Linked DNA regions of Homo sapiens: region 2 is linked to region 1. Evidence: chromatin loops called from intact Hi-C (ENCODE). Cell type or tissue: CD14-positive monocyte. All regions are shown on one strand. Links, peaks and the distances in the headings refer to the core of each region. The heading gives the core; the rest is flanking DNA. Region 1 has its middle 67 kb from the start of TAB2-AS1. Region 2 has its middle 25 kb from the start of SUMO4.

What was found. Peaks named below come from ENCODE experiments on the same cell type or tissue, not always from the same donor. Only the 100,000 strongest peaks of a DNase experiment are listed, where the experiment ranks them.
Region 2: a loop joins it to region 1, with 2.4 times the contacts of the local background. A loop is called at or near these places in 18 of 110 quality-filtered maps.

The regions. Positions count from the first base shown.
Region 1 is chr6:149,187,433-149,192,808 of GRCh38, forward strand. No RefSeq gene overlaps it. Among named protein-coding and RNA genes, the nearest start is that of TAB2-AS1, 67 kb to the right of the region's middle. In CD14-positive monocyte, for the core only: CTCF peaks have their summits at 2,947 (motif pointing right) and 3,152; a DNase peak (open chromatin) is centred at 2,989.
Region 2 is chr6:149,422,436-149,427,811 of GRCh38, forward strand. No RefSeq gene overlaps it. Among named protein-coding and RNA genes, the nearest start is that of SUMO4, 25 kb to the left of the region's middle. RefSeq lists an enhancer at 2,854-3,353. In CD14-positive monocyte, for the core only: no CTCF peak of the experiment used is centred there; no DNase peak of the experiment used is centred there.

The sequences.
Region 1 (5,376 bases), core at 256-5,255:
AATCCATCTGGTCCTGGACTTTTTTTGTTGCTGCCAATTATTTTATTACCATATCAGTCTTGTTGCTTGTTATGGGTCTGTTCAGAGTTTATATTTCTTCCTGGTTTAATCTAGGAGGGTGGCATGTTTCCAGGAATTTATCCATCTCCTCTGGGTTTTCTAGTTTGTGTATGTAAGGTGTTCGTAGTAGGCTTGAATAATCTTTTGTATTTCTGTGGCATTGGTCGTAGTATCTGCTGTTTCATTTCTAATTGAGCTTATTTGAATATACTTTCTTCTTTTATTAGTTTCACTAATGGTCTATTGATGTTATTTATCTTTTCAAAGAACCAGCTTTTTGTTTCATTTGTCTTTTGTGTTTTATTTGTTTCAATTTCATTTAGTTGTGCTGTGATCTTAGTTATTTTTTTTCTTCTGCTGGGTTTGGGTTTGGCTTGTTCTTGCTTCTCCAGTTCCATGAGGTGTGACCTTAGATTGTCTATTTTGCTCTTTCAGACTTTTCTGATGTAGGCATTTAATGCTCTGAACTTTCCTCTTAGCACCACTTTTGCTGTGTCCCAGAGGTTTTGATAGGTTGTGTTATTATTGTCATCCCATTCAAATAATTTTTTAATTTCCATCTTGATTTGATTGTTGACCCTACAATTATTCAGGGGCAGGTTATTTAATTTCCTTGTATTTGCATGGGTTTGAGCGCTCCTTTTTGGGTTGATTTCCAATTTTATTCCACTGTGGTCTGAGAGAGTATTTGATAAAATTTCAATTTTCTTAAATTTATAGAGGCTTATTTTGTGGCCTGTTATATGGTCTATCTTGGAGAATATACCATGTGTTGATGAATAGAATGTATATTCTTCAGTTGTTGGGTAGAATGTTCTATACATATCTGTTAAGTCAATTTGTTCTAGGGTATAGTTTAAGACCATTGTTTCTTTGTTGACTTTCTGTGTTGATGATCTGTCTAGTACTGTCAGTAGAGTATTGGAGTCCCCCACTATTATTGTATTGCCATCTATCTCATTTCTTAGGTCTAGTAGTACTTGTTCTATAAATCTGGGAGCTCCAATATTAGCTGCATGTAATATTTAGGATTGTAATATAATGTCCCTCTTTGTCTTTTTTAACTGTTGTTGCTTTAATATCTGTTTTGTCTGATATGGTAATAGCTACTCCTGCTTGCTTTTGGTGTCCATTTGTATGGAATATCTTTCTCCACCCTTTTACCTTAAGTTTATGTGAGTCCTTATGTTAGATGAGTCTCTTGAAGGCAGCAGACATTTGGTTGGTGAATTGTTATCCATTCTGCCATTCTGTATCTTTTAAGTGGAGCATTTAGGCCATTTATATTCAGCATTAGTATTGAGATGTGAGGTACTATTCTATTCATCATGCTAATTGTTGCCTGAATACCCTGTGGGTTTTTTTTCTTCATTGTTATTGTTTTATAGGTCCTGTGAGATTTATGCTCTAAGAAGGTTCTATTTTGGTGTATTTTGAGGTTTTGTTTCAAGATTTAGAGCTCCTTTCATCAGTTCTTATAGTGTTGGCTTGGTAGTGGCAAATTCTCTCAGCATTTGTTTGTCTGAAATAGACTATATCTTTCCTTTGTTTGTGAAGCTTAGTTTCGCTGGATACAAAATTCTGGGCTGATAATTGTTTCGTTTAAGGAGGCTAAAGATAAGACCCCAATCCCATCTAGCTTATAGGGTCTCTGCTGAGAAACCTGTTGTTAATCTGATACATTTTCCTTTATAGGTTACCTGATGCTTTTGCCTCACAACTCTTAAGATTCTTTCCTTCTTGACTTTAGGTAACTTGATGACTATGTGCCTAGGCAAAGAGCTTTTTGTGATGAATATCTTGGGTGTTCTTTGAGCTTCTTATATTTGGATGTCTAAATCTCTAGCAAGGCCAGGGAAGTTTTCCTCGATTATTCCCTCAAATATGTTTTCCAGACTTTTGCGTTTATCTTCTTCCTTGGGAACATCAATTATTCTTAGGTTTGGTTGTTTAACAGAATCCCAAACTTCTTGGAGGCTTTGTTCATTATTTTGATTCTGTTTTATTTGTCTTTGTCAGATTGGGTTAATTTGAAAGCCTTGTCTTTGAGCTCTGAAGTTCTTTCTTCTATTTGTTCAATTCTATTGTTGAGGTTTTTCCACGTATTTTGCATTTCTCTAAGAGTGTCCTTCATTTCCAGAAGTTGTGACTACTTTTTATTTATGCTATGTACTTCTCTGGAGATTTTTCCATCCATATCCTGTAACATTTTTTAAATTTCTTTAAGTTGGTATTCACCTTTCTCTGGTGCCTCCTTGAGTAACTTAATAATTGACCTTCTGAATTCTTTTGCTGGCAATTCAGATATTTCTTCTTGGTTTGGATTCGTTGCTGGTGAGCTAGTGTGATCTTTTGGGGGCATAATAGAACTTTGTTTTGTCATATTACCAAAATTGTTCTTCTGGTTCCTTCTCATATGGGTACACTGTGTCAGAGAAAAGATCTGGGGCTCAAGGGCTGCTGTTCATTTTCTTTTGCCCCACAGGTATTCCCTTGATGTGGCACACTCCCCTTCCTCTAGGGATGGGGCTTCCTAAGAGCCAGAGTGCAGTGATTGTTATTTCTCTTCTGATTCTAGCCACCCCGTGGAGCTACCAGGCTCTGGGCTGGTACTGGGGAGTGTCTGCAAAGAGTCCTGTGATGTGATCCATCTTCAGGTGGATACCAGCACCTGCTCCAGTGGAGGTAGCAGAGGAGTGAGGTGGACTTTTTGTGGGAACTTTGTTGTAGTTTTGTTTAGTGTGCTGGTTTTCTCTAATGCTGGTTGTCCTGGCAGTAAAGTTGTCATGTAGACAGACTCAGGACCTCTGGTTATCCAGGATGTTACAGGCAGTAGAGTTAGCTGTTTTCTCCTTTCTTGGGACAAGGCTGTTCTTTTATGAGTTGCTGTAATGGTTTGTGTTGATTGGCCTCCAGCCAGGAGGTGGCGCTTTCAAGACAGCATCAGCTGTGGTAGTACAGGGAGGATACAAGCCTGCCCTAGGTTGGCCAGGTGATGGGTGAAGCCACAGAGCTTCAAAGAGATAATGTCTTTTGTCTTTGGCTACCAGGGCAGGTAGAGAAAGACCATCAGGTGGGGGCAGTGTTAGGCATGTCTGAGCTCAGACTCTCCTTGGGCAAGGCTTGCTGTGGCTGCTATAGGGGATGAGGGTGTTTTTCTCCAGCTGACAGAGTTATGTTTCCTGGGGGATTATGGCTGCCTCTGCTGCATCATACAGGTTGCCAGGGAAGTGGTGGAAAGTTGGCAGTGACAGGCCTCACCCAGCCCCTATGCAGCCAAAAAGGCCAGTCTCAATCCCCCTGTGCTCCCCCAACAGCACCAACTTTATATCCAGGCAGCCGGTGAGAAAACTTTTTTTTAAAAGATCATTTTTCCTCAATTTTAATATTTAAGAAAATATATTTATTTATAAAAAATATTTTTTAAAGAATAAAACATTTTTAAAGTCTTCAAGGCAAAACCAATAACAATGTATTGGCAAAAATCATGATGCCAGAGTAGAGGGGCTAAATTAGCCCTAACTAAAGGATGTGGTGGGCCCACCATAACAAGCTTAAAAGAAAGTCTTAAAAAGATAAAACTGATCCCAAGTAACTTAACTGCTAAAAAGGAAAAAAGTCGGTATTCATTAAAGAAATACAGTAAAATGAGCACTCAACAACGTAAAATTGACAATGGCTAAGATTCAATCAAAAATCACAAAGCATGTAAAGAAACGAGAAGAGATTACCTATAACCAGGAGAAGAATCAATTACAGACTCAGAAATGCCAGAGATAATAGAATGGGTAGAAGGACCTTAAAAGATTTAATATTGAAAGATTAAGATTTTAAAATCTTATTAACATGTTCAAAGATATAAAATAAAACATAAAGATAATGATAAAAGAAATAGCAGATATGAAAAAGATCCAAATAGAACTTGTAGAGGTTAAAAAAAATCTGATATGAGAAATCCACATGGAACTTGTAGAGGTTAAAAAAAAATATGATAGGAGAAATATAATGATAAGATTAACAGCAGATTAGACACTGCAGACAAGGGATTGACTGCAAAGGGTAATGAGAGCCTTTTGGAGGTCCATGGAAATGTTCTATGTCTTAACTTGATTGTGGCAGTGATTACATGATTGTATACATTTATCAGGTCATCAGACTGTTCACTTAAAATAAATGAGTTATACTGGGTGCAAAGTATACCTCAATAAAACTAGTTTTTAAATACTACAGCAAATGAAAGATGTCAGACTTAAAGGACTACATACTATAAGGGTCCAAATATATGAAACTTCTTCACCTAATTTATAGTGACAGAAAGCAGACCAGTGGTTGCCTGGGGGCAGAGTGAGAGAACAGTAGGAGGATAACTGCAAAGGGATGATGGAAATACTCTATACATTCATTGACATGGTGATTACATGGGTGTAAACATTTGCCAAACTCACCCAACTCTACACTTAAAATAGATGTGTTTTATTTTATGTAATTACACCCCAATAAAGTTGAGAGATAAAGCAAAGAAATGGTTATATGTAAGTCTTCCTGTAAATGTGTGTTGGGGGGAGTTGGCATTTTTCTCAGCAGGTCTGGACTGGTCAAAGCATTTTAAAATTTCAACCAATAGTATTTGGACTGAAGACCCACTGTTCTATTCCTGGAAATTTCCCCTATACTGAGAATAGTTATTTAATACTCCAAGGAATATTAATGTGAGTTCAAAATGAAGATCACTGGTGTTCAAAAAACTTCATTAAAAGCAATAGTGGAACACCTTTACAAGCCTCTAAAAGGTAAGTTTAAATAGCAAGACTTTTAAAGGTAAAGGAAGGAGCAGCTACCTAGGTATTTTTTGACCTATTGGGCTTCTCAGTGTTGTTAGTGTCCCTGCTCATAGTCATCTAGGGATCTAAGAAAGCCAGTATCAGTGTAGTGGATGTTGTGGTACCCAGCCAAGCCCTTCCCTTCAAGACCAAGACACTCAGTTCCCCAGCACCCTGGAGTGTTCACTTCCGATGGCTGCTAAATTTGCTCCCTGTTAAAGGGAACTGCCTGGCCCAAGTTTACATCCCCTCCTCCATGGTAACCCACCTCCAGTGAGGGGTTAATGTGGGGGTACAAAGGCCTTGCCTCCTTACCCTAATTCAGGACAACTCAGAAGGACCATCTCAGCTCTGGAGCTCCCTGTGGGAGCAGCTGAGGTCCCTGTTGCAAATTTGCTGCGGTTCATTTCTCCCTCTCCCAATCCTGCTTCCCTCTCCCTCCCTCACCCCTCATTCTTTTCTTTTTTTTTTTTTTTTTTTTTTTTTGACAATGTCT
Region 2 (5,376 bases), core at 123-5,122, 230 kb after region 1:
TCCTAATATGTTTGTCTTCCTAATATGTTTGATCCACATATGCAGAATCCGCAGATCCAGAGGGCTGACTGACTGTATGTCCAGTGATTCTCTTTTATATAAAACTAACTCTGGTCACATTCACTATGTAGCATCTTATGCTGCCTAACAAATCCCAGACAACTATCAGACACCTCTGCTTTCCACAGTTAAGCCTTGATTTAGAAATCTTATTTTTATTTGCTTCACTCAGAGTGCTGTCCCATGTGCCAAGCATGGCCTGGGTTCTGGGGATACCGCAGTGAACAAGACACAAAGACCCCTGTGTTCACCTACCGTCCTGGCTCCCCTGGGCCTGGACTAGCTGTGAGGCCCTCTGTGCACTGAAGACCCTGCTCCATGTGCTACCATGTGCTTTGAGAGTGGTCTTGCTTTATTTTCGTTGTAGATTCCCTCTTTAGTAGCATGTGCTCAAATCCAGAAGAATAAATAAAATTCTGAAATGAGAGGGAGGCAGGTGTGTTGGCTTATGCCTATAACCGCAACACTGAGAGGCCAAGGAGGGAGGATCGCTTGAGGCCAGGAGTTTGAGACCAGCGTGGGCAGCACCCCATCTGTACCAAAAAAAAAAAAAAATTTAATCAGCCAGGTGTGGTGACGCACCTGTCATCCCAGCTGCTCAGGAGGCTGAACGTGGGACGATCCCTTGAGCCTGGGAGTTTGAGGCTGCAGTGAGCCATGATCATGCCACTGCACTCCAGCCTGAGTGATAGACTGAGACCCTGTCTCAATAACAAACAAAAAATAAATGCAAGGGAACGTTACTTAAAAACTATACACCTAAAACCGTAATGCTTTCCTGGCTTCTGCTTTTTGTGATATGATAAAGACACTCATTAGTCAAGGGATGTTGCTAAATGCTAAAAAAAAAAAAATCAGCTTTTCAGGCCCTCGGTACTGATTTTGTCTGTGATGTTGCCGCTGTTGTTGAGGTGGGGTGGAAAGGGAAATGGGAAGTAACAGCTTTGGGCCACGACTCCCCGAAGGCCAGTGGCTTCTGCTCCAGATACTGCACTAGCAGCGTCTCGCAATTTTGGTACCTCAGCCGCATCTGATGATTTCTTTTTTCTTTTTTTTAGGTTGGATAGATTCCTAAATCTGATCATCTGATCTCTCTCTCTCTCTCTCTCTCTCTCTCTCTCTCTCTCTCTCTCTCTCTCTCCCATCTTTAACAGGGAAGGGAGAGTGGAGGGCATCTCAAAAAGATCATTCCTCTCCACGTTAACTGCTGTGTTGGGAGGGAAGCCGTGCATCTGGTTTCTTTATTTGGGCTCCACTTTCTTGCTTTCTAAGCACATCACGAGGCTGTCCTTCGGTCAGCTGATCACTGTGGCATGGCCCTTAACTGCTGAATAAACAGAATGGAAGTCAAGCAAAAGAAAAGCACAAATACAGACAGAGGCATAATTACAAGGGAACATTTTCAGTTGAAAACATTGCTCACCGGGAAAAACTTTACAGAGAAAAGTTTAAGCTATTTTCAGCATTCCCTTCAGAAATATTTTCTTACAGGGCTGCTACTTCCATAGTTCAGAAGAAACTATTAGAGCAGAGGATTAAGGTTTCAATTAATTCCAAAAGACAGCACAAGCGAGGTCCAGCCAACTTCAAAGCGCCTGATTATTGATCATAGGACATGAGCGCCAAGCAGAGGAAGAAACAGCTTCACTGCGGGGGCTTCTGGGCTGCAGGAAGCAGTCGGGGTCCAAGCCCTCCTGCTGTCCTCTCCCAACTCTGTCTCAGAAGAGGCTGTTTGAAAACCAGAGTGAAGCCATCACCTTTGCTGCATGAGAATGAAGTTCTGCCTACAACAGGCACTTCCCCACCACCTCCATTTGCTGCGTTAGGGCATTTACACTTACGTGTGCCCATCTACAAAGCAGACATGGAAAAAATACACATCAACTACCACCATGTAAGTGCAAACTTCCACCTGTGCTGGGGAAACCAGGAGTGCCCAGGGCATTTTATACCTGCGGTTCTCAGAGGCCAGACTTCAAATCATCCCCAATCCAGAACTGATTTTTTTTCAGTGATTTGTAGCAAAACAAAAAAAAACAATATACTGAATTCTCACAAAGCTAAATTGGTTTTCTTTTCTTTTCTTTTCTTTTTCGAGGTGGAGTTTCACTTTTGTCACCCAGGCTGGAGTGCAGTGGCACAATCTCAGCTCACTGCAACCTCTGCCTCCCGGGTTCAAGCGATTCTCCTGCCTCAGCCTCCTGAGTAGCTGGGATTACAGGTATGTGCCACCACACCAAGCTAATTTTTTTTTTTTAGTAGAGACAGGGTTTTGCCATGTTGGCCAGGCTGGTCTCGAACTCCTGATCTCAGGTAATCCTCCCACCTCAGCCTCCCAAAGTACTGGGATTGCAGGCATGAGCCACCGCGCCCGGCCAGCTAAATTGCTTTTTAAGGCTGCCTTTTATTTGAACATTTTCAAATTTTGTTACAGACCCACACCCCTTGAGAAATGGGCCGGCAATGGATCTTTTACATCTGAAAAACAGCTCAGTTGCAGCAGCCACCGAGGCCTTTTTAGAGGCACAGAGAGAACGGGTACATGGGGAGTGGGAGAAGGAAAGACCAGACAGACAGATCCCTGGGCTGCTGTGCCAGGCTGAGAAAGGGCTGTGGGAGCCCTCTAGCCACAGCTGTCTGTCAGAGGAGGCCAGCATCTTCGTGGGTGACCTGCATCAGCACCCACTGTGCTGGTTCGTGGCTGGAAGCAGCCTGCAGGAATTCTGGGCACAGACATGGCGCTGTGTGCCCTACCCACAGGCACGGACACCCTCACTGTCCAGCAGCAGAGATTGAGTACAGAAGGGGCTTCTATGGGCGCAGTTTGCCCAGCTTAGCAGTCGCAGGGGGTGGTGCATAAGTAGACTGGACTGAATGGAGTCGTGGGTGGCTGTCCTCGCAGAGCCATCCCACCAAGAGGCTTGGCATTGGTGCTGGCGGGCTGGGAAGTCAGAGGCAGGAGCAGCTCAGTTGGCCTTGGTGAGTGAGGGTTCATGCTGGGCATAGATGTCACCTCCATCGTTGCCCCCAGGGCCACACCATCCTTCATGCCAGTTCCAGGGGGTCAGTAGCATAGTGTGACAAGTGTCAAGTGGCCAAGGCATTTTGCCAGCTTGGCTGTTCTGTGCTTTCCATGCTGGACGCTTTCTGATAGGCATATTCGTGCCCACTCCCATGTGCCCATGACATGCCCCTACCCAACACCTCCTCGTCTTCCATCTGCCAGGCCATTTATTTCCGACCCCTGACCAGACAGCCAGGCCATCTGCCCAGGGATCCATATATAGTCTCGCCTTGAGCCACTTCTCTTTCCACTCAAAGTGGATGGCCAGGGACACTGCTCATTGATCCACCCAGAGAGAAGGTTTTCCCTCCACTGATACTCACGGCCACCCCATGTCACTGGAATGTAGTCACCATGCATTTTCAGCTTGCACCCCCATGCTGAGCTGACCCACCCTTAAACCAAGTTTGGGCTCTGTCCCCCTCCTTAACTGGTTGTATAGGACCCTCCTGACGGCCATAAGTGTGAGCTGAGGAAGGGATGCTGGGAGTGACAGGGGGTCGGGGCCCCCGCTCATGCAGCCTTATGCCATCTGATTCTGCTGAGCCTGATCCTGCCTGTACCATGCCCACCCTGAAATGGACTGATGGTGGGGCCATGCAACTTTACGACTTGTGAATCTGGCAGAACCCAGCTCATAGTAGACACTTCTGGATGCCTGGCCACTTGGTACCCTGTGATCAGCGTCCCGTAACATGCCAGGAGCTACTTTTCAAAAGCAGGCTAATTCTTGGCTGTGGATAGCACTGCCTTCTCCAAAGTTCCGAGATCTGTGCTGGGATTCTCCCACTGAGCTTGCTGTAAGCTCTACCCAGCATCTCTTTCTACCACCTGCACCTTCAGCACCATGAGGTTGGCTGGGCCTTACAGTCCAAGCAGCAGGGCTGCTTAGTGGGAGCCTGGACCTGCGAGGGAGCCGCCTTCTGCTCCTAAGCCCACATGAAGCAGACAGCTTTTCATGTCACCTGGTACGTGCGCTGCAGAAGTGTTCCTAGGTGTGGAATGTGTTGCCTCCAGAACCCAAAGAGGCCTACCAGGCACTTTGTTTTCTTCTGTGTGATCGTTGGTGCAAGATACAGCAATTTGTCTTTAAATTTGGGGAGCAGATATGTGGGCATGCCCCTGACCGCTGGACCTCCGAACAGCTCGCTGAAGTGGCAAGTCCTTGAATCTCCACGGGATTTGCCTCCCACCTGCTTGTGGGCCTGCGTCTTACCTGGGCTTTGCTCACCTGCCACCTTTAGCTCTTCCTACCTGATGGGCACGCATGAAGTCATCAGTGCACTGGGCCCTACGCTGTTCTGTGGGAAGGCCAGGCAGTTCAGACCGCGCTGGCTTAGATTATGAGGGAGGGCAGGAGAATTAACATAGCCCTGAGGTAAACTGTAAATGAATGTTGTTGTCCATCCACGTGAATGCAAACTTTCTGATCCTCTCTTCCAGTTAGAATAGGAAAGGATACATTTGCCAACTCAAAGGCTACATACCATGTCCCTCAGGCCTTCTTATTTTGCTTTAACAATCCAGTACCTGACGCTGCCGTTGACATCAGAGCTTTTATTGGGTTGAGCCTGCAGTAGTCCATGCTGTCTCTCCGGGATCTGTCCAGTTTCCACAGGGGCCAGGCCGGTCAGTGAAATGGAGGGAGATAGGATGGGACCACCACCTCTTCACCCTTTACGTCTTTCCTGGGGTTACTAATCTCCACCATTTCTCCTGAGGTGCAATGGTGTTTCTGATGTATGTTTTTGGCAGGGGATGGGGGTTGGGGAGAGTGGGGATAGAGAGTCCCACAGGCCGAGGACCCCAGGTAGTGGCGACACCAGCTGCCAAATACATCAATTCCAATTGCACATTCACAGAAGTGTCACAGGTCCTGTCCCACACTGCCCTGCACAGTGTGGGACAGGACCTGCAGAAATGGTCACAGGTGGGACCGCGGACTCAGTGGACTACTGAGAGCCAAACTGTAGCCGGGATTCCATCTACTATCCCAACCCCAGTAAGTCATCTCTCCAACAATAGGGTCGCAGAAATACTCGGGGCCATGCGTGTCAGTGTCAGTGCAGACCCTGTGTCCACCAGTCCTCAAAATGTCTGGGCATTGCCCCTTCCCAGCGTCCAGCCACCTGAGTCAATGGCCAGGGGTCCCTTTGGTGGAGGACTGGGGGGGTCAGTATGGGATACATGTGACACAGTGTTATGAGATCCTCCTTCCTAGGAATGTGGCCACCTCCTCAGTTAACTGGTCC